Linked DNA regions of Homo sapiens: region 1 is linked to region 2. The links are chromatin loops, found by intact Hi-C in ENCODE. Cell type or tissue: sigmoid colon. All regions are shown on one strand. Each heading gives the region's core, and the rest is flanking DNA. Links, peaks and the distances in the headings are about the cores only.

Region 1 (17,020 bases), core at 4,142-12,141, 980 kb after region 2:
CTCACGGGGACCATTCATTGCAATGGCTAATCTCTCTGCCTTCCCCAACCTCTCCCTCCTCTCCAAATCCATACTGCTGCTAAGATTCTACAGGGTTGGCCTGGCTTGGCCGTGAGTCGTGTGCTGGCCATTACCCACACTCCCAGCTACAATGCAGCTACAATGTGCACATGGAAAATTCCTTTCCCAAGGCTGTGCTCAGTGCCAAAGTTTGTGTTCTCAACAGCAATGCTCAATCGCCTCCAGATCCCAGACGATATCACCTCCAGGGGCTATCCTCCAGTATGCCCCTCTTGTAATAACAATGTAAATCTTTGGAAAACAATATAGAAGCATGAAACAGCACACTGCTTATGATTATTTTTAGGTAGTCTCTAAGCTGAAATCTAGGGGCCACTCACCAGAAGACGGTACTCTTTGGCACTCAAATATATAAGAAGGCTTAGAAATAACAGTTTATTCAATCTTACTAGGACAATAAGAAATAGTGCCAAGACAAGAATAAAATGCTGTTCATATAGGTTGTTCATATAGGTTGAAAGACAACGTGGTAGGGGAAGGATATGGATTTTGGTATTCTGTAGACCTGACTTAAGATCTTGATCTTATTGTTTCTTTACTGTGTAAGCTAGAGCCAGTCACAGAAATATGCACCTCAGTTTTCTCACCTGTAAATGAGAATCAGGCCTATTTGTAGGGTTTTCTTCAGGAGTAAAGGAGTTAAGTATAAACTATGTGACACATTGGAGGTGTTAATCAGTGATCATTTTTCTCATTTCTTGTGCACTCTTGCAGAGGTTGTGGTAGTAATGATGTGAGCACATACTTGTGTGTACATATGTATGCATGCACGCATGTGTGTTTGAGTGTGTGGTCCCAGCTCAAACCCATCAGGGATTTATCCATGTATGACTGGATGTGTCTGGTAAAGGGGAGGTGAACATCCAGGAGTGGATTTGCAGGGAGGTATGCTGGTGGAAGGTGGATGTGGGAATGGTTTGGTCAGATGCTACCAGATGGGGGAATGGGGAGTCAGCCTTGTACAGTGCTCCTCGACCTGGTCTCAGAGATAGTGTCTGAGGAGGGGCTGAATGAATTATTTTTATAAAGGACTGTTATAAAGAGAATGGCAGGGTGGAAAAGGCATCTCTCCACTTCTGAGTGGGCTAGTGAGGTTCAGTCTCAAGGAGGATGTGGGAGTGTTCAGTACCACATTGACACATCAGTGTTTTCAGCCTCAGGGTGGCAGAAGACAGCAGCCTGGGCAGAGCAGCATTCTCAGGCTGGGAGACGCCCCTTCTCAATGGCTTTTGGATGTCAACCTCAAAGTTTTTCTTATGCTCATAAGAAATACCCACAGAGATGCACAGAAATTACAGTGGGACTGTGTGGGGAGGAAAGAGTCTTACTTGATAAAGCAGGGGTAATATTTGGGTTATTACTGTGAATGTGCTCCATGGGCTGGTCCTGGGCCTCTCCGCCCCAGATCCATTCCTTGAATTGCTCCTACTGTCTATTACAGGGGGCTACCCTTGCAGGCTGTGTTTCAGAGGCTCCTAGAGTAGTGGGTTCTGGCCAGGTGCAGCCCATAAAAGGCACTGGCAGGAGATGAGGGGTTGGAAGGAAGGAAGAAGCCAGGCTTCTGCTCTTACTCCCTCTCAGTCTTGGGTGGCTTCTCCCTCAGTGGCTCTGTCTTCTCCATGGCTCCAGCTCCCATCAGACAGGTCCATTATGACTGTAGTTTGTACCATGTCACCCTGGTCTCTGGACTCTATTAGTTGGTGTCTTCTCTTTGCCTCTCCAATCTCAGAGAAGTAGTGACCTCCTGCCATTGCTCATCCCTGGGCTGTTGCACTGTTCCCTTTGGTCCTCTGCCCTTCCATCACCAGCATAAACCATTGCTTCTGTTGTAAAACCTGGAAATGGTGTCTGCTTTTCCATTTAGACTCTATGGCCATACTACCATCTTTCCTATAGTCTGGGGAGGCCTGAGGAGTCTCAGGTCATATCTATTTGGATATAAATGTAAATGTGGAAGAAGAGGACACTTATAAATTTTATGAGATGCTAAAAATGATTCTCACTAGAGTTATTCAAGTCTTACTAATCCCAGTGTCTCCCTACCCCAGCATCCCCAGGACAGAGCTGGCTTGTTCCAAAACTCAACAAGATGATTCTCTGGTCTTTTTTCCTCAACTTTAGCTCATAACTCTGATTCACATGGTTTGCATCCCACTGAGCTTAGGGTGTCCAAGTCCATTTAAGATGTACTTCCCTTGTGGGTTGGCAGTTACAGTGATGGCTTCCAATGGAGCCAGGGCTTCCTCCTGTATCCATACTCTTGTCCAGTCCCCACCCACATTGACTTGGAGCTTGTACGACTTGCTTTTGCTAATAGGACAGTAAATATCCCATGTGCTGTGCATCAGGGGAATGGGACAAAGTGTGGCCTTTACCTGAGGGTGCAGGACAAGAGACAAGACTTGAAAAACCATTGTGAGGTCAGCCTTTTCCTCTCTCTTGCTGCTTTTAGAACCCAGACACCATGTGAAGAAGCCAAGGCTGGTCTCTGGAGACACATGGCCCAGCTAACAGCCAGCATCTGTTGCTAGAGAAGTAAGGCTAACTTAGACTATCCAACCCCATTTTGAGCTGTCAAATGACTGCAGCCAGAAGAATGACCCCCAGGTGAGATGAGCAGAAGAACCACCTAACTGAGCCCAAACCCAATCCCTGACCCACAGAACCCTGAGCAAATAAAATGGTTGTTTTCAGCCACATAGTTTCGAGGCAGTTTGTTATGCTGCAAAGGCTAACTCACAGAATTCTCTTTCTACTTTCTGTACTTTTCTACCAACTACCAGTACTTTCCTCCTCCTAACCAACCCTTCTAAAAAACAGTACCCTCTGCCCCTCCCCTCTCATAGGCACCTCAACTGACCTTTCACCAAAGAAAAACTCACCCTCCACTCAGAGCAAGCGTTCCATCAGCAAAGACCCAATGACTGTCCCTGTACTGCTTCCTCTCAAGAGTTAAGCCTTGACTTCACTGCATGTAAAATTTCCTTTAAAAAAAATTCTTTTTGAAAAAAATGTGGTTTTGCTTCCAAACGATGTTCCAAAGCTCTCTGGCTCACCAAGGAGTAATCCCTCAGTTGGAAAGCATAGCAATGCTGCTATTTTAGAATGGCACCAGGCCTCTGGCTTCTTGATTCAGCCAGGGCCGCTGATGCTTCTTCAGGGAAAACTAAAACAACTGCTTAAGATATAGGGACTTATCCCTAAGGGATATTTCAGAAAAGAGAGGCCTTCTGCCTTATTTCCATTCTTCCCCTTTCTACCCAACCCTGTGCTCCCCAGACAAAGATGGGTCTTCTTCCTCCTGAGCAACTGAACTTCTAACCTGCTTAAGTGGAGGCCCATCTGTCATCCCTGACCCTGTGGCCTCCCCCACACTCGTCCTAATTGTTCTCTGATGAAGGCTGAGCGTAAGCCTATGTAACACTGCAAAAATGCACGGCTGGCTGACCAAACATTAGCAAGAGAGACAGCTATGAAAAAACAATATGCCTGTTTGCTCAACCTCCCTTTCTGCCGGCAGACTAATTCTGGAAATTTTCCCACTCTCTGAGGGAAGAGGTGCTTGCTAATCCAGCCAAGTGTCAAAATGGATGGTGTTTGAACAGCTTCCTTTGGCTAGAGTTGTTTTTCAGATGGTCCCTTGGTAGAAACTCTTGTGGGTTCTGTGCAGAAGACTTCTCCCCTGGACCCAGTAAAGGGGGCAGTTAGGGGAGGGGTCACTTCTTATGGTAATAATTGCCTTATATCAGGCACTGCTCTTCCCCAAGAGATTAGCTGGGGCACAGGTCAGTCTTGATACACAGAGGGTGAGGAGGCTGCTTCGGGCACTGGAGGCGACTCATCTGCAACGAGGAAAGGAACTGAGGTTTGAGAATGGAATCAACAGATTCAGAGGCCAAGCCACAGGACTGATGTCAGCTGTGACCACCTCTCTGGAAATGCATTCAGGATCCAAGATTCCTAGGCCTCACCAAGGTGGGTCAAAGAAGACTCACGATGACAGGAATAGACCTGGCATGGTTTGCGTCTCCCCGTCCACCTACAAGTTCCAGGAGTATTCCCTCCTGGTCTCCCTTCTCCAGGGAAACCTTCCCTGTCACCTTCCCAGTGAGATCAGTCCCTATAATCTGTTTATCCATTTAGTCTCTCCCTCCTTTGGGCCCCACTGTATCAGGAACATTCTCCCATCTAGTACTTCTGCATGTTATGACACTTACTTGTGATATAGGTTTATCTCCTTCTGAGGAACTCTGGCCTGCTACAGAGAGGGGACACGTCTTATTTACTCAATATCCTCTGATAACCAACGCGATGTGTGTACTTAGCAGGACTGAGTAAATGCTTACTGAGTGGGTGAACAATCCTATTTTCCATTTAACTCAGAGCAGGTAAGAGTGTGCAAGGTCACCTAGCAGGTGGGTGCCTGAGCCTGGATTTAGACTCAAGTTTGTCCGAATCTAAAGCTTGTGTCAATTCCACTACTCCACCTTTCCTCTCCAGTTAGTTAGCCCTGCCTCCCTACACACACACACACATGCACGCACAGACCACAGAAGAGAGTGGATGAAATTATATAGAGTGTCAGAAAAAGAGATGACCTAAGACATTATGGAAACCAACTCATTTATTTAACGAAGGAGGAAACTGAGGCCAAAGAAATTCAATAATTTGTGTAAAGTGCTGTGCTCTGGGCTTTGGGCCTACTTAAAAGCTGGATCTAGGTTTATTCCTGTTGATAACCATATTCGATTTAATTATTATTTTTTTTTTTAGGTGGAGTCTCACTCTGTAGCCTAGGCTGGAGGGCAGTGGTGCCATCTCGGCTCACTGCAACCTCCACCTCCCAGGCTCAAGCGATTCTCTTGCCTCAGCCTCCTGATTAGCTGGGATTACAGGCGCCTGCCACCATGCTCGGCTAATTTTTTGTGTTTTTTTTTAGTAGAGACAGGGTTTCACCACGTTAACCAGGCTGGTCTTGAACTCCTGACCTCAGGTGATCCGCCCACCTCGGCCTCTCAAAGTGCTAGGATTACAGGCCTGAGCCACCATGTCCAGCGTCATATTTGATTTAATTTAATCCACAACCGTACAGAAGATATGTAGCTGAGTGAGTGATCCCAGCCTAGCTGGGAAATAAATACACACATATCTAAATACAAGGCAGGATGTGAGAGATTCAGAGTGGTGCAGGCGTTAGAGGAGGGAGAAGTCTCATCTGACTTAGTAAACTTGAGAAAGATTTCTCATAGGAAGTGATACTGAGATGAGCCTTGAAAAAGGACTGGAAGATAGAAAATTCAGGTGGGGACACGGCGCAGCAATGGCATGGCAGTGTGAAAGCATGGGCTGTGCATCCGAAGAATCAGACAAAGCGTGGTCCTTACCTGAAGGTGCAGGACTGGAGACGATACTGTATGTAGGGTGGACTGAGGTGTGCTGGGGAGTGATGAGAGTAGAGATAGATAGCTGGAGCTTTAACAGAACAATAAGAGAAAGAAGAAAAGCTAAGTGATTTGGACCTGATGAGAACAGAGTTCTTCAGACTGCAAGACAGGGGAAGGGGGATCCCATTTCAAGGCAGTAACATGCTTTCTCTTCCGGTTCCCACTCTCCCTGTTCTCCCTAGATATCTGGCTGCAGGGGGAGGAGGCGTGATGAGATGGGGAGAGGGGAAAATTGTGGGCAGATTCAACTCGGTTACAGGAGGAATCCCAAGAGACACCCAGGCAATGCTGAGCTTTGGTCATTCAAAATAAGGTTATGCAGAAAGTTCCTGCCTGAGAGGCCAGACCATTATTCTGAGACGGGATTTTTCAAATTCTTCTTCCTCTTCCCTTGGTATTTCAAGGTGAATCCTAAAGCGCTGAGCTAGGGATTTCCAAAATACACAGCTGGATACCAAAGCCAGTCACTAAGGGTTCAGGGGAGTCTGGAAGGAGGAAATGTGGAGAGAAAGAAGTCAAGGGAAAGCCCACCGTGCTTTTTCTGTACCTGGGAATCTTTTAAAAAGAGAAGGACGTGGACTGGCTGAGAATAGCCAAGACATCAACAGAGTTGATGGAAGACCTGGCTTTCCCATCTCTGGGCCCGCAGAGGGACAGCGTTAGAGATGTCACCCTTCAGGACTCCGAGAGGAAGCCACTTCACAAGCTGCCCCCTAAGAACCCAGGCTGCAGCCCCGGAAAGGAGCTGCGTTATGGTCAGCCTGGGGGCTTCCCAGAGCTCCCTTCAGTCCCACGGGGCACAGATGCTGAGTCGGGAACCAGTGGACCCACCAGTGAGCTTGCTGTTATGAGACAAGGTGACCGCCCGGTCACGCCCAAGGGCTGGACCTCCCCAGGAACAGACTGGAGAGCCATTGGGGGATACGGGGAGAGCTCTGGGGCTGCAGCCCACTCGGGGCACTGCCTGGGCTGGAAGAATGGGCCACACATTCAGTACTGGAGGCCAGGAGGTCCAGCACGACACAGGCCACAAAAGGACGTCTCCCCAAAGACCAGCAGGCAGCAGCTGGCACACAGCCAGGGACCTTCATGGGACCAAGGAACCCACTGCTCTGCTGCCACGGCGGGGAAAGCCCCCTCGCTCCCCATATCCCTGCCTCCGCAGTGAGAGACAGAGCAAGCAGCAGCTCTCAGAGACACTGAGCGCTTTTCCTAAAGACCCAGCACTTTCTGCAGGGTTTAAAATATCAGCTCAAAGTTTAACTGGATTGGACATCTCATTTATCCTCCCATCCCACTAACTAGTGGGTGAGGCTCAGAAGAGAAAGACCAGATTAGTTCTAAGCAATATAGTGATCCTCCGTTTTCCCTTCGCATCCGATGTGCTGTAGGAGATATATTTGTACAGCCTGGTGACTATCAGTCCTTGGGACAGCAGGGCCAGCCTGGGGAGGGCCCCTGCGGCGGTGGCAGGGTGGGCTCTGCTGCTCTGCCTCCCTGGCAGGGCTCACTGCGGCAGAGTAGGGAGGCCTTGTGGCGAAGGTCCTGAGCAAGACGTGGGGTCTCCGTTCCACCAGGGGTGGGTGGGGGCCGGCCGGGATGGAGGAGAGATTCAGGAGTAGAGTGGGAGGCTGTCCCAAGCGCCTTAGGCCTCTAGGGAGCAGCGGCCTGCCAGGATGGTCTGGAAGGCACGTTCACCCAGGCCCGGAGGCCGGGTTCCCCTGGCCTGGCGGAGGTCCCCTGGGACGCCCCTTCCAGGGGAAGCTGCGATTCCTGTCTCCGCAGCCCTGAGCCTGAGAGCGGAGCGGAGCGGGCCGGCTTTGCGAATGGCGCTGCTGCCCCCTCCTGGGTGGCGCCCGGCAGGTGCTGCGTGCCTGGAGCGGCCTTGCCTGTAACCCTCAGGGTGAATCCCCCGAGGTCGGACTCCGCCGCCCCGACGCTGCCCCTCCTCTGCATCCGCACGTAAAATCACCCAGGCCCATCCCCTCTCTATATAAAATCACCCAGGACCATCCCTTCTCTATATAAAATCACCCAGGCCCATCCTCTCTCTATGTAAAATCACCAGGCCCGTCCCCTCACTATATAAAATCACCAGGCCCGTCCCCTCTCTATGTAAAATCACCCAGGCCCGTCCCCTCTCTATATAAAATCACCCAGGCCCGTCCCCTCTCTATATAAAATCACCCAGGCCCGTCCCCTCACTATATAAAATCACCCAGGCCCGTCCCCTCTCTATATAAAATCATCAGGCCCGTCCCCTCTCTATGTAAAATCACCCAGGCCCGTCCCCTCTCTATGTAAAATCACCCAGGCCCGTCCCCTCTCTGTGTAAAATCACCCAGGCCCGTCCCCTCTCTTTGGGCCACATCTCTCGCGTCTTCTCCGGCCGTTTGTGCGGTCTTTGTCCCTTACACAGCGGCGCTTGGTGACTAAGGATTACCTCTGTGGGCTCAGACAGGGTTGAAGGCCCTGGTTCCGCCCGCGCTGGCCGGTTCCTTAACCTCATGGAGCCTCAGGTGCTCACTGGTGAAATAGGTAGGACCTCGTAGGTTGCCACATCTTGGCACCAGGTGCCTGGCTATGTTGAGTGCTCAGAAAATGGGAGCCATGATTCTCTTTCCTTCTGGCCTCATTGAATTCTCTGAGCTCTGTCCATGCATGCTCAGGTTGGAGACTTTCCCCACCAATTTTCCGCCTATCCCTGCTGGGCAGCCAGGCTTTCCCAAACCACGGGGGGCGATTTTCTACACTCTGGGCACATGGCAAGGACCCGGGGACAGCTTGGGTTCCTGTCATGGACATCAAGCCTGCTCTTGTCTTCCTAGGTTTCTTGCCTTCCATTTTCTTCCGCCTTACTTTCCTTTCGTTTTCCTCTCCTTATTAACTCTGGCTACTGCGGAACTCTCTCCCACCTTCACACAAGCTTTCTTCCTGATCCCTGGTTCTAATTACTTTCCCCCACCGCTGCCCCCTGTCCCCAACCAGACTCTGCCTTCCAGCCCCATCATAACCTCCAGCTGGCAGGGGCCAAGGTCCCCAATGACCTCTTTGCCCTTCAGCCCAATGTTCACATCACAGATTTTTTTTGGACGGTTCTGCAGCATTTCGTGCATTTTTTTTTTTTTAAGACAGGGTTTCTCTCTGTTGCCCAGGCTGGAGGGCAGTGGTGCGATCTTGGCTCACTGCAACCTCTGTCTCCCTCCAGGGCTCAAGCCATCCTCCCACCTCAATCTCCTGAGTAGCTGGGACTACAGGTGAGCACCACCATGCCCAGCTTTTTTTTTTTTTTTTTTTTTGTAGATATGGGGATTCACCATTCACCATGTTGCCCAGGCTGGTCCCAAAATCCTGAGCACAAGTGACCCTCCTGCCTCAGCCTCCCAAAGCACTGGGATTATAGGCGTGAGCCATAGGTCTCCATTTAGTGCAATTAACACTTCTTTAATTTCTGTCTCCTTTGAAGTTCCTGGGGCCACTCCCAAGGCTTTTCTTAGGATTTTCTGTCCTGTCGTCCTCTGGTTCCTTGCTGGCTCCTTCTGATCCATCCCTACCACCCACAGGGCTCCCTCTTTGCCGTCTTCTTTTCATTCTCCACACTCACCTTAGGCCTGTGATCTCATCCACCCCCAGGACTCTCCAGTCTATCTCCAACTCAGATCCTCACTCCCTCTGTATCTGCCAGTGCAGGTGAACACCCATCATCTCCATGCGGATGGCCCAGAGACACTGCCAACTCCACAGGTCCAAAACTGGACTCATTATCTTTCTCCCCAAATTGTTTCTTCTACAGAAATTCGAGAGACATTTCTACTTCCTTTCTGTCTCATCCACCCCTCTCTCCATCCAACTGGTCTCAGCATTCTCTTGATTTCTTCTTATTGCTTAGAACCTGTCTTTCACTGCCACAGGCCCAGCAACAATAATAACAGCAATAATTTAGTGAGTCCTTACATGTACTGTCCTAAGCATTGTGCACACACGGCCTCATTCAATTCTTTTAGAAATATCATGGAAATAGGAAGGAACAGAGGCATCGAGAAGTTAAGTCACTTGCTCAGGTTCATATGGCTAATGAGTGACAAAGCCCAGATAGGCCCCCGGGTCTTGCTGATGGCACAGCCCTTGGCGTTCAGTACTGTTATGCAGCATTATTTCAGGATCTTATTCCTGGCATAAATTGTCACATCACCTCTTGGCCTAGTTTTCTTGACTTCAGTCTTTCCCTCTCTTCAGTATAGCTACCAATGAGATAATTATATTTGTTGTTTCCCAGTACTAAAATCCAATACTGAAATTCTCCTTAAACCCCATCAGTGGCTCTCTGCTGCTCTTTAAATAAAACCTGTACTCTGGAGCCTCTAATGCTCCTACTACCCTTTACCTGACCTATTTCCTAATTATCTTTCATGATCTGCAGGAAATTGTCCCTGGATCCCCAAGATGGGGTCAGGTGATTTATCAGTTAGGACTAGATTCAGTTACATGTAACAGCAATCCCAATTAATGGTTTGCTTAAAAGAGATAGTTAATTCATTCTCTGAACGTGTCTGGAATAGGCCATTCAGGGTTGGTATGGTGGCTACGTCGTATCACCAATGACCCAGGATCCTTTCCTCTTTCTGCTCCACCATTTCTAACATTGGCTTCTCCCTTTAATATCACCTCATGGCTGCAAGATGACTGCGGCAGCTCTATCACAATGACATTCCTAGCAGCAGGAAGGAGGAGAGGTGAAGGGCAAGATTATGTGTCCTTCAGTCTTGGCTTGGCTCCTTTCATAAGTTTTCCCAGAAGTTCCAACCAATGATTTCTGTTTATGTGTCTTTGCTCTCTCACAAGAGAAATTGTGCTGAACGTGCTGAGTTTTAGGATCCAATCAAGGATACTACATTTCATTTAGACTGTTTTCATTTTTAGTTACGTATCCTTTAATTATCTCTTAATATGATGATTTTGTAATATCACTTTCTATAAAGAGAATAGAAGGATAATTCAGTCTTCTTTCTAACATGGCAGATCAAACTTTGTTTTTAAGTTATTGAAAGTTAAAAAAATTTTTTTCAGCTTTACAGCTCACTTTCGGTACTAACATATACATGTTTAGAATTGTTGTTGACTTTGGGAAGACCTTTATGAATTTCTTTCACATATGAGCTGCAAATTTATGGTGTGTTTATAATTGTATGCACCACATTCTCAAATATATTTCTGGTGGGAAAAAGTCTTTCATTTGACTAGGCATTGAATATGAATGAGTCCTCTACTTACAGTTTTACATATCTGATAAGTGGAAGAGTTTTCTACAGACTACCTTGTGATTCCATACATCTTAAATCTTGTTTCTTCACTATCCGCATATTTTTGGTGCCAGACATTGTAGAATTATTTGCATCTCCATCCAATCTCTGATGCTGTGTGCCAGGCAAGTCAGCCTGTGGATGGTAGGAGTATTTCTGGAAGCCATTCCAACATCTGTACACCCAGCAATAACTGAATAACTGAGCTATATATGAAAAGGACTGCAGATCACCTAATGTATCTCATGAAATCCAAAGTAAATGTAGACCATCTCATCTTCCCACTAGTCAAATCTCCAAAATGACCATCGTCACTCCAGTGGCACCAATATGAGAAGTTGGAAAAAGTCAAGTTAATTAATAAAAAATAGTATTCTTTCTGGATTTTTTTATGTTTGTTTTATTTGTCAGCATTTCCAACTTTATAATTTGTAGTGATTTTTTTCTCATTGTCAATATTTTCATTCTTAATTTTATATTCATAGTTTGTATTATTTTTCCTAAAGAGGATCCAAAATGGCATCAGTTTCAGGCCCCAAGAAAAATGTACCCAGGCCAGGTGCAGTGGTTCACGCCTGTAATCCCAGCACTTTGGGAGGCCAAGGAAGGAGGACTGCTAGAGCGCAGGAGTTTGAGACCAGCCTGGGCAACACAGGGAGGCCTTGTCTCTACAAAAAATGTAAAAAACTAGCCGGGCATGGTGGCAGGCGCCTGTGGTCCCAGCTACTCAGGAGGCTAAGGTGGGAGGATTGCTTGAGCCAGGGAGGTGGAGGCTGAAGTTAGCCATGATTGTGCCACTGTACTACAGCCTGGGCGACAGAGTGAGACCCTATCTCTGAATGAATGAATGAATGAATGAATGAATAAATAGTCTTGAAAATGGATCCATTCTTGACTGAGAGAGTTTACCCCTCACAGACATCAGTGAAAAGCCACTAAAAGGGGGATCTTCAGAAAGAAGTTGAACCTAAAAAGAAGACGGGGGATACAAGAAACAATGAAATAAATATTAACTGAATAATAATCAAAAGCATACCTCATTGCCCTGGCTATGCAACATAGTATGGCCTTCTAGATCCTACGATCTCACCTTTGCTCACCGCCAGCTTTAACCGTCACCATCCCTACTCGCCACTTACTAGCAAGCAGCCCAGGAATATTTGCTAAATAAATCAATAGACAACAAACTGAGAGTTGAACTCAAACCTTTTGCTTTCTAGCCCTGTTGTTTCAACTAGTGCAGTCCACTTCCCTGCCTCAGCAGGCACGGTGGAGTAAGGACTGCACAGTCTTTTTCTGATGACTGGTCCTTTCCTTATGTCATCTTAGGGTATAGAAGACTCCATAGACATGGCTGGTGCCCTTCCCAAATCCCCTCAGCCTACCCTGGAAGTGGCCTCTGGAAAGTTCTACATCTCTTCTGCCTGAAGATGTTCCCTGATTGGCAGTGTACTTGGAAGTGCCCAGGAGTTAAGATGCCAAGATAAACCCTCAACCATTAAGAGCCAGCTTCCTTGTCCCTCAGTGGGACAATCACGGGCATATTCCACTGTTCCTCCTCTTAGAGGGTCCCCAGCAGGATTGAGGTCCAGTCGCTCAGGGTCATCTCCCCACTGAGTTGCTTCCTGGGCTCGCCGCTCGACTAAACTGTTTGCACTCAAATCCTTATCTCAGTGTCTGCTGAGATGACACAGGGCCATTATTCCAATCACTGCCTGTGCTGACACAGCAGTGTAGGTGTGGAAGGTGCAAGATTGGACCGATTTTTTCTTTGACCCCAGGATACAGTTCTGGAAGACAGTGGTTTGGGGAAAAAAAAGACATTCCTGAAATATGTGAATTCTGACAGAATAAATCTTTCTCCTAAAAGTTTCAGATGCGTCAGCCTCTATGCTGCAACACTGAAAGAGGAGCGTCTTAAAAGCAGAAGAGTTGAGGGGCAAATTCAGAGGGAGAGGAGCATTGAAAAATGCAATCTTGGCTACCAGACGTTTTGCTGGAGTGAATAACATAGGAAAGTGCTTCTCTGGCTAATGCATTGGTCAGTGTCTTCCGTTTCACGTGGTCTGTGAGCTAGGGAGGCTGTCAGAGACTCTTAGGCTGTGACCAGCTTCCAGGGAGCTTAGGAAACCTGCTTCTGGTGCCTATATAGATCCTGAGTATTTGAACACAGCTGGGACCACTTCAGGCTGTCCCTATTCTCTGATTCATCAATGCAGAGGCAGGGATACTGGAAAGAAGTCTCATCTCCAAGAAAGGAGACCAGAGTGGTCTTCATCATTGCCTGGTTTGCATCCTGCTCATCCTGGGGAGAAAGACTACTGCTCAACCTCTCCCTAGACCCTTCCCAGGGCCCTGGAAGCTGGGTCAACTGGCCAGAAGCAAACCATTCCTGCAGGAGACACCACCCTTAGGGGTAGGAGCTCAGCCAGATGCTTGGCAGCTTCCCAGATTGTAAATATCTCTGCATTTTATAGGAGGCTTCAGACTCCAAATTATAGCGATGAAAAAGGAGAATCTTGAAAGCAGAACAGTTTATACACAGATCCAGATAGAGAGGAAAGGAGAGTCCACCTCTGGACTTGGTTGTCTGGTGAAAGGGAGGCAGACTCGTGAAGAGGTTTCCAGAGATGACGGAAGTATGCAGATGGTAAAGCCATCAGGGAGAGGCAGTGCCGGGATCAGCACAATGGGTGCCCTTGTGCACTGTTTGGGGATTTTTGTGTTTGTATGTTTGCAATCCCTGTCCCCCCTACAACCCCAAGCTGGGATCTGCTAAGAAAAAGAACCTGGCTTGCAGCAGCATTCTTCAGCTCCACTTGAAAGTTTGAAAAACCCCTGGATAGGAAAATAACCTCAGGGAGCCAAGTCTTTCTGCACTTGGCGAAGCCCTAGACCTAAAATACACATATGAACACTTCACTTTGAAAGGCCTGCAGTATTCATATCTGAGTCATCTGAAAACAAATAAAAAGAGACCTAAACAAACAAACCTAATTGTGCACGGAAACACAGCCAGGTTTCCAGCCTGGCTTCTCCTCTGTTTTTATTAGTCAAGAGCCAATATATGAGGCTTTCGTGGCATCCAAAACAAGCAAAAATATTAAAAACAAATTGCCAAGGCTTCTCCCTCTTCCCTCCTTCCTTTATGATGCACTGCACAAGCCAAGTTCTCGACTTTTCTGCATTGGCTTTCGAACCTCTTTCATTTAGTCCTGATAGACAGCTGCCTGCTTACCCGGCTGTCCAGGGGAAACAGCAACCCTGGGTGACGGTGACATCCGTAAACATCAGCACTTACTGGACACTTTGATGAAATTTAAGGAGATGTGTTTCAGGTCTTGAAATGTTATTGTTTTTACCATTAATCAAGGCAACCGGTTTGAGAACTAAGCCTGCCGACCCGAGTTCACTTAGGACAGACCTGCTCATTGCCCTCTGCCAGCATCCTACCAGCTGCCTTTCTTTTCTTCTTCTTATTTATTTCACCATTACATACACATTCCACTGTAACAGGCATCCTTTGCTGTTGCCAAACCATTTTCCTTTCTGGTAATATCATCCTTTTTTTTTTTTTTTAAAGTCCATGTAGTTTGGTTGGAGTCTGCCTTAACCCACCCTGCTTCAGGAGTGTGTGATCAAGGCCTGGCCAATTGGAGGCACCCATATTGGTGTAGGGATGGACACTAAATCCAATTTGGGCTATTGAGATGCAAACCTGGAACTTTTAAAAAGACTTCTGGGAAAGAAGCACACATTCCCCCAGGGATGTGTCTAGCTGGCAGAATGTAAGTCTGGGGCTGCTGGTGGTCATGTTGAACCAGAGATGAGTGAGGGAGAGGGATAAGAACTCATATGACATCATCTGAGCACCTGGATCCAGCCATGACTGAAGACTGATCTATCTTGGACTTTTCTATAATACAAATAAAACCCCCATTTTGTTTAAGCCACTTGTAGTTGAGTTGCTCTATCTTGCAACTGAAAGAGTCCACACACACACACACACACACACACATACACAAGCACCCCTTCAAATGACATGTGTACTTACATTTTTTTGCAACTTCCAACTGGACTACTACTCTTTCTTTTAACTTCTGGGGATTATCTTCTCAAAAGGAAGATTTTTGTTTGCTTGTTTGTTTTCGGTGAAATGCAATTTCAGTGAAATGTCACAGAGAAGTCCAGAAGATCATCTACTTTAGTCCTGAATCCTGGGAGAAAAATTGCCTCTGTCCCTTGCAGTGTGGTAAAAGATGAATGAATTCTCTCACCTAGCTTGCTTTTGATACGAAGAACAAAATAATGTAGTCATGACTGAGGAATTTCTTTGCACTCCACGGCTTGTTCTGATTCCAGGCATCCTACTCTGTGAGGCCAAAGGGACATCTGAGTGCCGAGATTAGTCTAGATCGAAAGCATGTGAAAGGCAACAACAACATCCCTGCCAAACAAAACCAAGGTAATAAATGACATACAGACATTTGGGGGGAACAATGGAAACTGTACGGCCACTGTTTTTTCTTTCTTGTTCTATGTGCCGTGAATAGGTGAAGGCTTGGCCTGTTTTATCCTCCTGTTAGCTAACTAGAAAAGGCACTTATGGTAATGTTACCAGAAGAGGTCCCAGTGTAGACCCCAAAAGAGGGTTCCTGAACAAATTTGGGAGCTGGGTGCAGTGGCTAATGCCTGTAATCCCAGCACTTTGGGAGGCCAAGGTGGGCAGATAACTTCAGTCCAGGATTTCAAGACCAGCCTGGCCAACATGACCCGTCTCCACTAAAGATACAAAAATTAGCCAGGAGTGGCAGTGGGCGCCTGTAACCGCAGCTACTTGGGAGGCTGAGGCAGGGAGAATTGCTTGAACCTGGAGGTGGAGGTTGCAGTGAGCCGAGATCACGACACTGTGCTCCAGCCTAGGCGACAGCAAGATTTCATCTCAAAAAAAAAAAAAAAAAGAAAGAATTTGGGGCGGGTCCATAGAGTAAAGTGAAAGCACGTTTATTAAGAAAGCAAACAGATAATGGCTACTCCATAGGCAGAGCAGTGGTGTGGGCTGCTTGACTGAGTATACTTATGGTTATTTCTTCATTATATACTAAACAAGGGGTGGATTACTCATGAGTTTTCTGGGGAAGGAGTGGGCAAGTCCTGGAACTGAGTGTTCTTCTCCGTTTTAGACCATATAGGGTAACTTCCTGATGTTGCCATGGCATTTGTAAACTGTCGTGACATTCGTGGGTGTGTCTTTTGCTTGCTAAGGCATTATAATTGGCATATAATAAGCAGTGAGGACAACCAGAGGTCATTTTTGTCACTGCACTCCAGCCTGGGCAACAGATTGAGACCCTGCCTCAAAAAAAAAAAAAAAAAAAAAAATTAGTCCTTCCTGTTGCTCTTGCACAAAATTCAACATGCTTGATTTTAGACATAGTTGTAAACGGAAGAAGATGGAGAAAATTTTTACTCCAAAACATCTTCTTGGGGAGAACGCTGGAATAAACAATTTGATAAATTGTTTTGGGTGACAGGAGGCAAGAGATAAGATCTCAAAGTGCCTGATTGAATAGCACAAGATGGTTCCAACCCTGACTTCTAAGCAGGGTGGATCTAATTTTGTAAATTGGAGAAGAAATGTTTTGATGTGGGGGAGCCAGGAGAGAGCTGCTTTGCTTTGCATAACAGAGAGGAGAGGGGTGTACTTCTGAAGGAGGTTCTGGGAAGGGGAGAGAGGGAACTATTGAAGGTGGGGCTCCTCCAAGAGAGAGTTCGGACACCTTTACTTTGGAAGAACAGAAACATCTGACTGGTTGTTTGACCCGATGGCCCATTGATGTGCTGGGTACCATATTACCTTTTCTTGTTTCCCCTGCGAAGCTGCCCATAAAGTCTATATTGCTTACAGACACATTTGTCTGATGCGGAACTCTAAAGAGAAGGATTTCTGTGTGCAAGTTGAAACGGGCAAAAGCAGAGAAAACACATGCAAATACAAATCTGAAGTTCAAGTTGACTTCTGGGTTCTATTTACCTGCATGCCCCTCCCAGTGGATGATAAAACTCCTGGGAGTAAGGGTCTATTTTTGCTTGTTTCAAAATTCATTGCACCTGGTACAATGCCTGGCATGTAGCAGACACCCAGCACCTCTATGATGAATACATGAATGAATGAATTAATCTCTAGGAGAAATC
Region 2 (8,000 bases), core at 1-8,000:
TAAAAGAGCAGAAATAAACAGACAATATTAACAAAACAAACAGGATTTCGACAAGAGTGAAATAAAATAGACAAACTGTCAGCCTGATAAAGGACACAAAAGAAGATACAGATAAGTAATTATTAGGAACAAAAAAATTTAAAGATGTAACTGAGATTTTTTACATCATATAAAACAGTATAAACAACTTAAAGCCAATAAATTTTAAAACTCAGATAAAACACAATATTCTAGAAACATGTAACTTCACAAATCTACACTTTTAATCATTAAAGAAGTTAAATTAATACTATAGTTTAAAACTCTGTTCCTTGCCAAAACATATATACATCAAGGTCAATCCATAGGCAATGTATTTAAAATCCTCAAAGAACAAATAATCCATACCTTAGACTATTTCAAGGTACAGAATAAAATCATACCATTTAATGGGTGATTATTGTAGCCCACCCAGGGGCTGGTTCCAAGTGTTTTACAGGTATTACTTAATTTAAATTTTGACATATCTCCACAAGGTAGGCTACATTTCACAGAAAAGGAAGCTGAAACTCAGGAGAGTGCCTCCCACTCAGTGTCCTGAGTAAAAGGTAATAGAATTACTACAAGGTGAACAAAGAATCAAACCCAAGCAATCTTGTTCCAGAATTCCACATCTTAACCCTACTTTATATTGCTGCCTCTCTAAAAGTAGAAAAGAATGGAATGAAAGAATAAGGAGTATAGTATTCCCCCTTATCCTTGGCAGATAGATTCTAAGACCCCAGTGGATGCCTGAAACCATGGATAGTCCCAAACTCTATACACACTATGTTTTTCCTATGCATACATACCTATAATAAAGTTTAATTTATAAATTAAGCACAGCAAGAGATTAATAACAGATAATAAAAAAGAACAATTATAATAATATACTGTAATAAAAGTTATGTAAATGCGGTTTCCCCCCACCCCCACCTCGAAATACCTTATTGTACTCTACTCACTATTTTCAGACCACAGTTGACCACAGGTAACTAGAAACCATGAAAAGCAAAACCACATATATGGGCAGAGGGGGACTACTCTTTCATTTATTTTATGATGTTAATATAATCTTGATACCAAAATCTAAGATAGTGTCAGGAAGAAAAATTACTGGCTAATCCAATGTGTGATTAAAGATGCAAAAATCCTAAATAACGAACCAAACGCAACTCATTCTAAAAATTGTACATTGTGACAAATATAGTTTCACTGACACTTAAAGGATTTATTTAAACAGATTAAAATTCAGCAGAATAAAAAACGAATGATCACTTCAAATTACGCAGAAAAATAATTTGGTAAAATTTAATATCCACTGATTAACCAAAAAAAACCATTCTTAGCAAGACAGAAATAGAAATGACTTTCCTTAACTTAAAAGTAATCTACCAAAAACATTAAAAAAAATACTTCCTGGTGAAATTCTGGCAGCATTCTCTTTAAAGTCAGAAATGGCAATCCCTATTGCCTGCAGTCACCATTTTCATTCAATATTTTACTGGAGGTCTTAGCTTGGGCAATAAAGAGGAAAAAATCTACTAGTATTAACATGAAAAATCCAAGACTACCATAAAATACTTAAATATATGTTTCTGTATTTGGTATTCTGTATTCAGCACACCAAATCCAACGGCATTTCCTCATCAGCAACAAGCAATCTGAAATACAGTTTTATAAGAAAGGTAACATATATACCTACCAAAAATTTATTAAGGTACCTAAAATTAATCTTTTTTTAAAAAAAGCAAGACCTGCACAGAGAAAATAAATTATCAATTTTACTTAAAGATAGAAAAGATCTCGATAAATGGAATTGATTAATAATTCTCCACAAATAAATTCACAAATTCAAAAAAAAATTTTTTAAACCCAATGGAACCTTTCATGGAATTTCATAAGCTGATCTTAAAATTCAGAAGATTAGTTAAGGGTAGAAATTCTGAATTTGAACAATAAAGGAAGACTTGGTCTTATCAAATATCAAAACTTTTTATAAAACTCTAGAAACTAAAGCAGAATAGGGCCAGTGAAACAAAATGGGAGAGCTGGGAGCACTTATGTATCTATGGAGAGAAGTGGTATTATAAGTCAGCAAGGATAGAACAGGAATGAAGCTGAGACAACTGTTTACCCGTATATCAAGAGATATATTTAGATTCCAACTTCACACTATGAACAAAAATAACTTCTAGGTGGATTAAAGGGCTAATGGATTAAAGAAAAACTTAAAAACTCTAAGGAGAGCAAACAACAACCTATCATCTGTTGAAAAAGACATAAAAAACACAAATCAGATTCACAATTTGCCATTCAAAAAGCCAAAGTTTAGAAGATATTTGCAACTCTCAAATAACCAGAAAATAGAAAGAACACTTCCACATCAGTATGGAATCTTGCAGGGATTCCACAGCAAGAACAAGCAACTCAGGAAGAAATCTGAACAACAAATGCCAATAAAGGAAATGGTACTCAACCTCAACAGTCATCAAGGAAATAAAAATTTTCATAATTGTGAGGTATCATTTCATACGCATTCGAGTTGCAAAACAAGTAAATCAGGTTATTCCAAGTACTGATGAGGATACAGGCACACAGGCACCCTTATAAAACAGTGGGTATGTAAACTATTTTGAGAGCAACTTGACAATGACTAGTAAAAGGTGCCTTCCCAATGACCCAGCAGTCCGTTTCTAGGTGTCCACACAGAGAAACTCTCAAAGTTATGCACAAGGAAATACAGGTAAAGATGCTTGTTGCACATTGTTTGTAAGGGCCAAGAAAGTAGAAAGTAGAAAAACGGATAAACTATGGATTTTTAAATACAATAAATAAACATATAAGTTATGGTTAACTCATTAAGCAGTGACTTTAATTCATCTCTACATAAACATGAAAAAATTTTGAAACATAACTTTTGAGCAAAAAGAGTTGTAAAATATCACCTAGTTTGATAACATTTATATACACTTCTAAACACGCAACCATTGTATATAATGTTATGGATATATATGTATGTAATAAAAGTACAACAGGCTTTAGCATAAGTCACAACTTTAAAACAGTGGGGAAGGGTAGGCAATGTGGTTTAAGTGTATTTGTAATAGTTTATTTCAGAGAAAAAGATAAAGAAAAATGTTAAAACCTGTTTATCTTTTTGGTAGGTGGGCATATTATTTTCAGTCACTTTAAGTGTGTGTGGATGGCTTTATAGGAAAGTTTAAATAAATTGTTATCACATTCTCACCAAGGAAAGCATTTAGCAGATATTTAAGAATAGGAAAAGACATTTTAAAAAGTAATAGGAAAACAACACCCATTCCCCTATCTACACAGAGCTAACCATTGATATTTTCTGTGTTTTTTCTTTCCATATAATTACACATAGACAATATTATTCTGTGTATATTGTTACAACCTTTTACTTTGTTCTTAACATACTACAGGCATGTTTCCTTGTCATTATTTCAAACTTGTAAAATTTACACATATCCATGGTAAAAAAAAAATTTTAACTGCTCAGGAGGGTATAGAAATGAAGAGCCTTCGTCCTTCCCTAGACTTCTATTGCCGAGAGTTTCCCATTTATCAGGTCCAGAAATTAGGCTTTTGTAACTAAGCAGAGTGGAGTACCTCTGTGGTGCCACTGGGTGGAGGCAGAGCTCTCAAATTGTAATCTTTGACATGAGTTATTTTTTAGAGATAATAAATCTGATCACAGCATTTCTTTCTTTTTCTTTTTTGAGACTGAGTCTTGCTCTGTCGCTCAGGCTGGAGTGCAGTGGCACAATCTCGGCTCACTGCAGCCTCTGCCTCCAGGGTTCAAGCGTTTCTCCTGCCTCAGCCTCCCGAGTAGCTGAGATTACAGGCGCACACCACCACGCCCAGCTAATTTTTGTATTTTTACTAGAGACAGGATTTCATCATGTTGGCCAGGCTGGTCTTGAACTCCTGACCTAGTGACCTGCCTGCCTCAGCCTCCCAAAGTGCCGGGATTACAGGCCACCGTGCCTGGCCTGATCACAACATTTCTAAAACATTAAATTTAAAATCAACTCTTGTACTTTTTTCTGATTTAAAAGTTTAAATTTGCCTGTATTCCACAATCACTTAAAACTAGAATAATTATTCACATTTAGTACAATTGTTTCCTTTTAACGGACATATGGATATCCAATACCTCTGCCCCCAACCCAAAAAGTGTTTTTTAAAAAGCAAAGAAAAAAACTAGTTAATCTAGATAATGCACTTTCATGCACAATTCAGATATTAAACACGGATTTTAAGGAGGAAATTCAACTTTTAAAAGCTATAGTTTTCAAACAAAAGCGTGTACTTATGAATCAGTGTTGCATTTGGCAAGCTTAAGTGCATATAATTCAAATAAACAAATACAAACTGAGAATATTCTAACTGCAGAGCTGGCCCAGATCTAGACATAACTTTGCAACCGTCATGACCTTGCAGTGTGGAGCAAGTGAAATGAATGCAGTCACACACTTCTAGTTTTGCTGTATTTACAATCTGTCCACTCTTCCTGCCTCTTTTAAGAGTTGAGTGCCGCCTCACTCTCCTTGCATTAACTGTCTGCTGTCAAACCAGAGAAGTAAAACCAGCAAAATAATACAAGTACATACCTGGAGTTAGTTAGTGGTAGAGCTAGGATTCAAATCCCTGTTTCCAAGATCTTCCCCTAATTTTTATTCCTACTATACATTAAGCGGCCATTTGAAAGGATATTTTCCCTGAATGCTCAGCACTTCATTCCCACACTGATTTGGCATTTATAGTGTGCTATCTTTACTGTCAATTATGTTTTTATATGACTCCTCATTTCAATTTAATTACAAGCAATGTTTTAAAAAAAGTCTTATATTCAACAATATAATGTTATATATAACAGTTGCTCAAATAAACACTTAATAATCAAATTTATAAAGCATTCAGATTTCTTTAAAGTGTGTGTATAAATATATAATATAAATATACACAAAGTATTGATATATGCATTGCATATGGTATTCTCAAATAGTAAATATTTAAATTACTAACAAAAAGAAAGAGAAAATGAAGGATAAACCCAATTTTTTCTCACAGATTTCGAAGTACATGATTCCTAAAAGGACATAGGAGAAAATTACTTTAAAACCTGTACCAACAATTTTTGTTGAAATTGCCACTTACCGGGAAATTGTGACACTATTGGGGGTGTGTCTTCATCTAAGTCATCAACTCCTCCAGCAATTGGATAGGGTGGAATGGAGACTCTGGGCATCACCACCCAGCTGTGATCAGAATAAAGGGAAGAGGTCAGGCTGGGGAGTCCTGAGTTATGGGCTATCTGAAAGCCACAGATCTTCTCAATTTGTTGCCAGCGAAAAAGTCGTTCTCGTAAACAAGTTGTCAACTCAGAGAGAGCTTTCCTGGAAAAGCCAATAAAGAAATTACTTACTGCATCAAAAGGTCTTTAATATGGCACTGAAAAAAGGCAATACATGAACAGACCATGGCAATTAACTAATTTCAAGAAGAAATAACCCACTCTTAAAACTAATGTAAATTATGTAATTATATAAATGATAAATATAAATTGTTCACAAATTACTCATTTTAACACAATAAACATAAATCAAATAAAAGTGAAAACAACATTCTTACTTTGCTTCCAGAATTTTGTGGTCTACCTCATCTAGGGAGGAGCTGTGTGCAACGTGCAGAGTCCCAAAGACTGTGCTTCTCTTCTTTTTAATTTTTTCTGCCTAGAAACCGAAAAGGACTAAATAAGGCTAGGTTTGAAAAAAATACAGACATTTTTGTATATATAACATAATAAAGTTTGTTTTGGTTTTGAATATATTAGCAATCATAAAACCAGTAGAGAATTACTAGCCAAGATATCCCTGCATTCCAAAAAAGAAAACAGATGAGGGAGAAAACGTGCTTTCCTAAGCCAATCGATGTAATTCAAAACTTTATTCTGGAGAATTTTTCTCTTATTTCTATGGTTCAGGAAGACCCGAATCTTGTACTAAAAGTAACAGAAGAACATTAGCTATATTATACTACAATGGTGCTAGTGAGTGAACTAAGCTTTTAAATTTTTTGGCTAGAATTCAGATTAAGACTTATTCTCATTCCACACAATTTAAGTGTCAAAGTTAATTTCCAGTAACTACTAACCTGAATCAGATATGAAGCAGCAACCTAGAGGAAAAAAGCTCTGTATAAAACTTTTATGATAATGATAAAAAAGAATAATGTTTAAATCACTAAGGTCACTTTGAAAAGTATACACTTCTCCAAATGCAGTAATTTTAATTTAAAGCTTATGATTACTAGAGTCTATTTACACAATAAGTTCCAGTTTGAAAAAAGAATCTGTAATAATAAAACTTTTATTCAGATCTGTGTATCCCAGCTGAGTAATCCCTCTAAGAATGCAGCCTAAGAAACAAATTTAGTAAATTTTGAAATACAAGAGAGTACCTCATCTTTAGCAATAGCTAGCTGCATTTCAGCGTTTTGTCTTTTAATATTGTAGTATTGCACTTCTACTTCATGTGTTAACTGAAGCCATTTCTGAAGTGCATCTGGAACAGACCAACTGCTTCTCAGTTCAAATTCTTTTTCGGCCTTTTTCAGAGCCATGCGAACCTAGAAGAAGGAAAGGAAGGAGGCAAGAAAGGAGAGAGGGAGGAAGGAAGGATTAAAATATTTTTTAGAACCCAAACTAAAAAAAAAAAAAAGCTATTTTAATTATGCTCTTTGTAAACATCGTTTTAAACTGCAAAGTCTAAATACAGTAGATTTCTAGCATTAAAATTAAGGCTGACAACAGAGCGAGACTCCGTCTCAAAAAAAAAAAAAAAATGAAGGCTGAGCTTCAAGTGCATCTTAAATCCACTAAGCAAAGTTGTGAAGGAGGGTAGAGAGGGCTTATTTATATCTTAAGTTGCAATATTTAGTTTTGTATGTTATGAAAACCAGACTCACTGAGGGGGAAAAAAAAGTCAAGGGTATATACAAATTAAAACTGATCATATTTTTCCCATAATGCATATTTCATTTATGAAGTATTATATAAAGAAATGTCCAAAATTGGGTGGATACACGTTCTACTCCTCCTCCTAATGTTTCCAGAAGAGCCTACTGTAGCTCCTTCACTATATACTCACTTTTTAAAAATTGTATTTTTCTGTAGTTTTTCATGACATCCTCTTTATGGCCAGTTATTTCTTACTGTTTCCAAGTATATCTGCCTATTATTGTCTGTTTTACCACTTCCGCTACATAATTCACTGCTTTGAATACACCAGAAACTAGCTAAGTGAACATCTGCAGAGCATGTACAGATTTTGAGAAAACAGATTCTGAGAGTCTACTTGATTTTTCTCATGAGAAACTATGCATAGTCTTCAGTATAACGATGTCATAGTATTTCTTCCACCTGCCCTTTAATGGAGCCAGACAATAAGCAGAGAAAAAACAAAAATGCTTGGTGGTTAGGTGATAAGTGCTAAGAAAAAGTATCATAAGGAAAGCCTCACTAAGGAAAGACACAAAAGGAATAGATAATTCATTCTTGGAATGATTTACTTAAAAACTAGCAAGAGCTTTCAAACTAAAGATATATAAAGACACAGGATGTAATTATGAAATTGTGCACATACACTCACACTCAAGACCTTGAGGCAAAGCTACGAGCGACTACGGAGCATCCTGCGTGTCGAGCACCACCCCGCAGATTAATTTTCCCCAAAGCTAACTAAGGACACTGAAGAGCAAAGGAATGTTTGATCTGAACAAACCCAACTTATTTGAATAAACTTTATAGTGTGCCAGAATAAACCAACAAGAGTACTATACACAAACTTCTGATAAAGAAATAGAACAGCTGTCAGTTAGTGTGAAAACAAAGAATTACGTAGAAAAATATATTTTAAGATTCCAAAATTAAAAACAAAATTCACAATGCAACA

The links. Peaks named below come from ENCODE experiments on the same cell type or tissue, not always from the same donor. Only the 100,000 strongest peaks of a DNase experiment are listed, where the experiment ranks them.
Region 1: a loop joins it to region 2, with 6 times the contacts of the local background. A loop is called at or near these places in 8 of 110 quality-filtered maps.

What each region holds. Positions count from the first base shown.
Region 1 is chr4:26,019,267-26,036,286 of GRCh38, reverse strand. It overlaps LOC124900689 (a long non-coding RNA gene), which reads right to left and starts at 15,090. Exons shown (of 2, transcript XR_007058093.1): 1 at 14,880-15,090; 2 at 11,206-11,792. RefSeq lists enhancers at 5,739-6,321, 6,322-6,903. In sigmoid colon, for the core only: CTCF peaks have their summits at 7,169 (motif pointing right) and 7,371 (motif pointing left); DNase peaks (open chromatin) are centred at 6,528 and 7,356; H3K4me3 peaks cover 508 bases; H3K27ac peaks cover 27 bases.
Region 2 is chr4:27,006,208-27,014,207 of GRCh38, reverse strand. STIM2 (stromal interaction molecule 2) reads right to left here. Exons shown (of 12, transcript NM_020860.4): 8 at 6,508-6,675; 9 at 5,680-5,780; 10 at 5,206-5,444. Among named protein-coding and RNA genes, the nearest start is that of STIM2, 150 kb to the right of the region's middle. In sigmoid colon, for the core only: a CTCF peak has its summit at 3,666 (motif pointing right); a DNase peak (open chromatin) is centred at 3,657; H3K4me3 peaks cover 372 bases.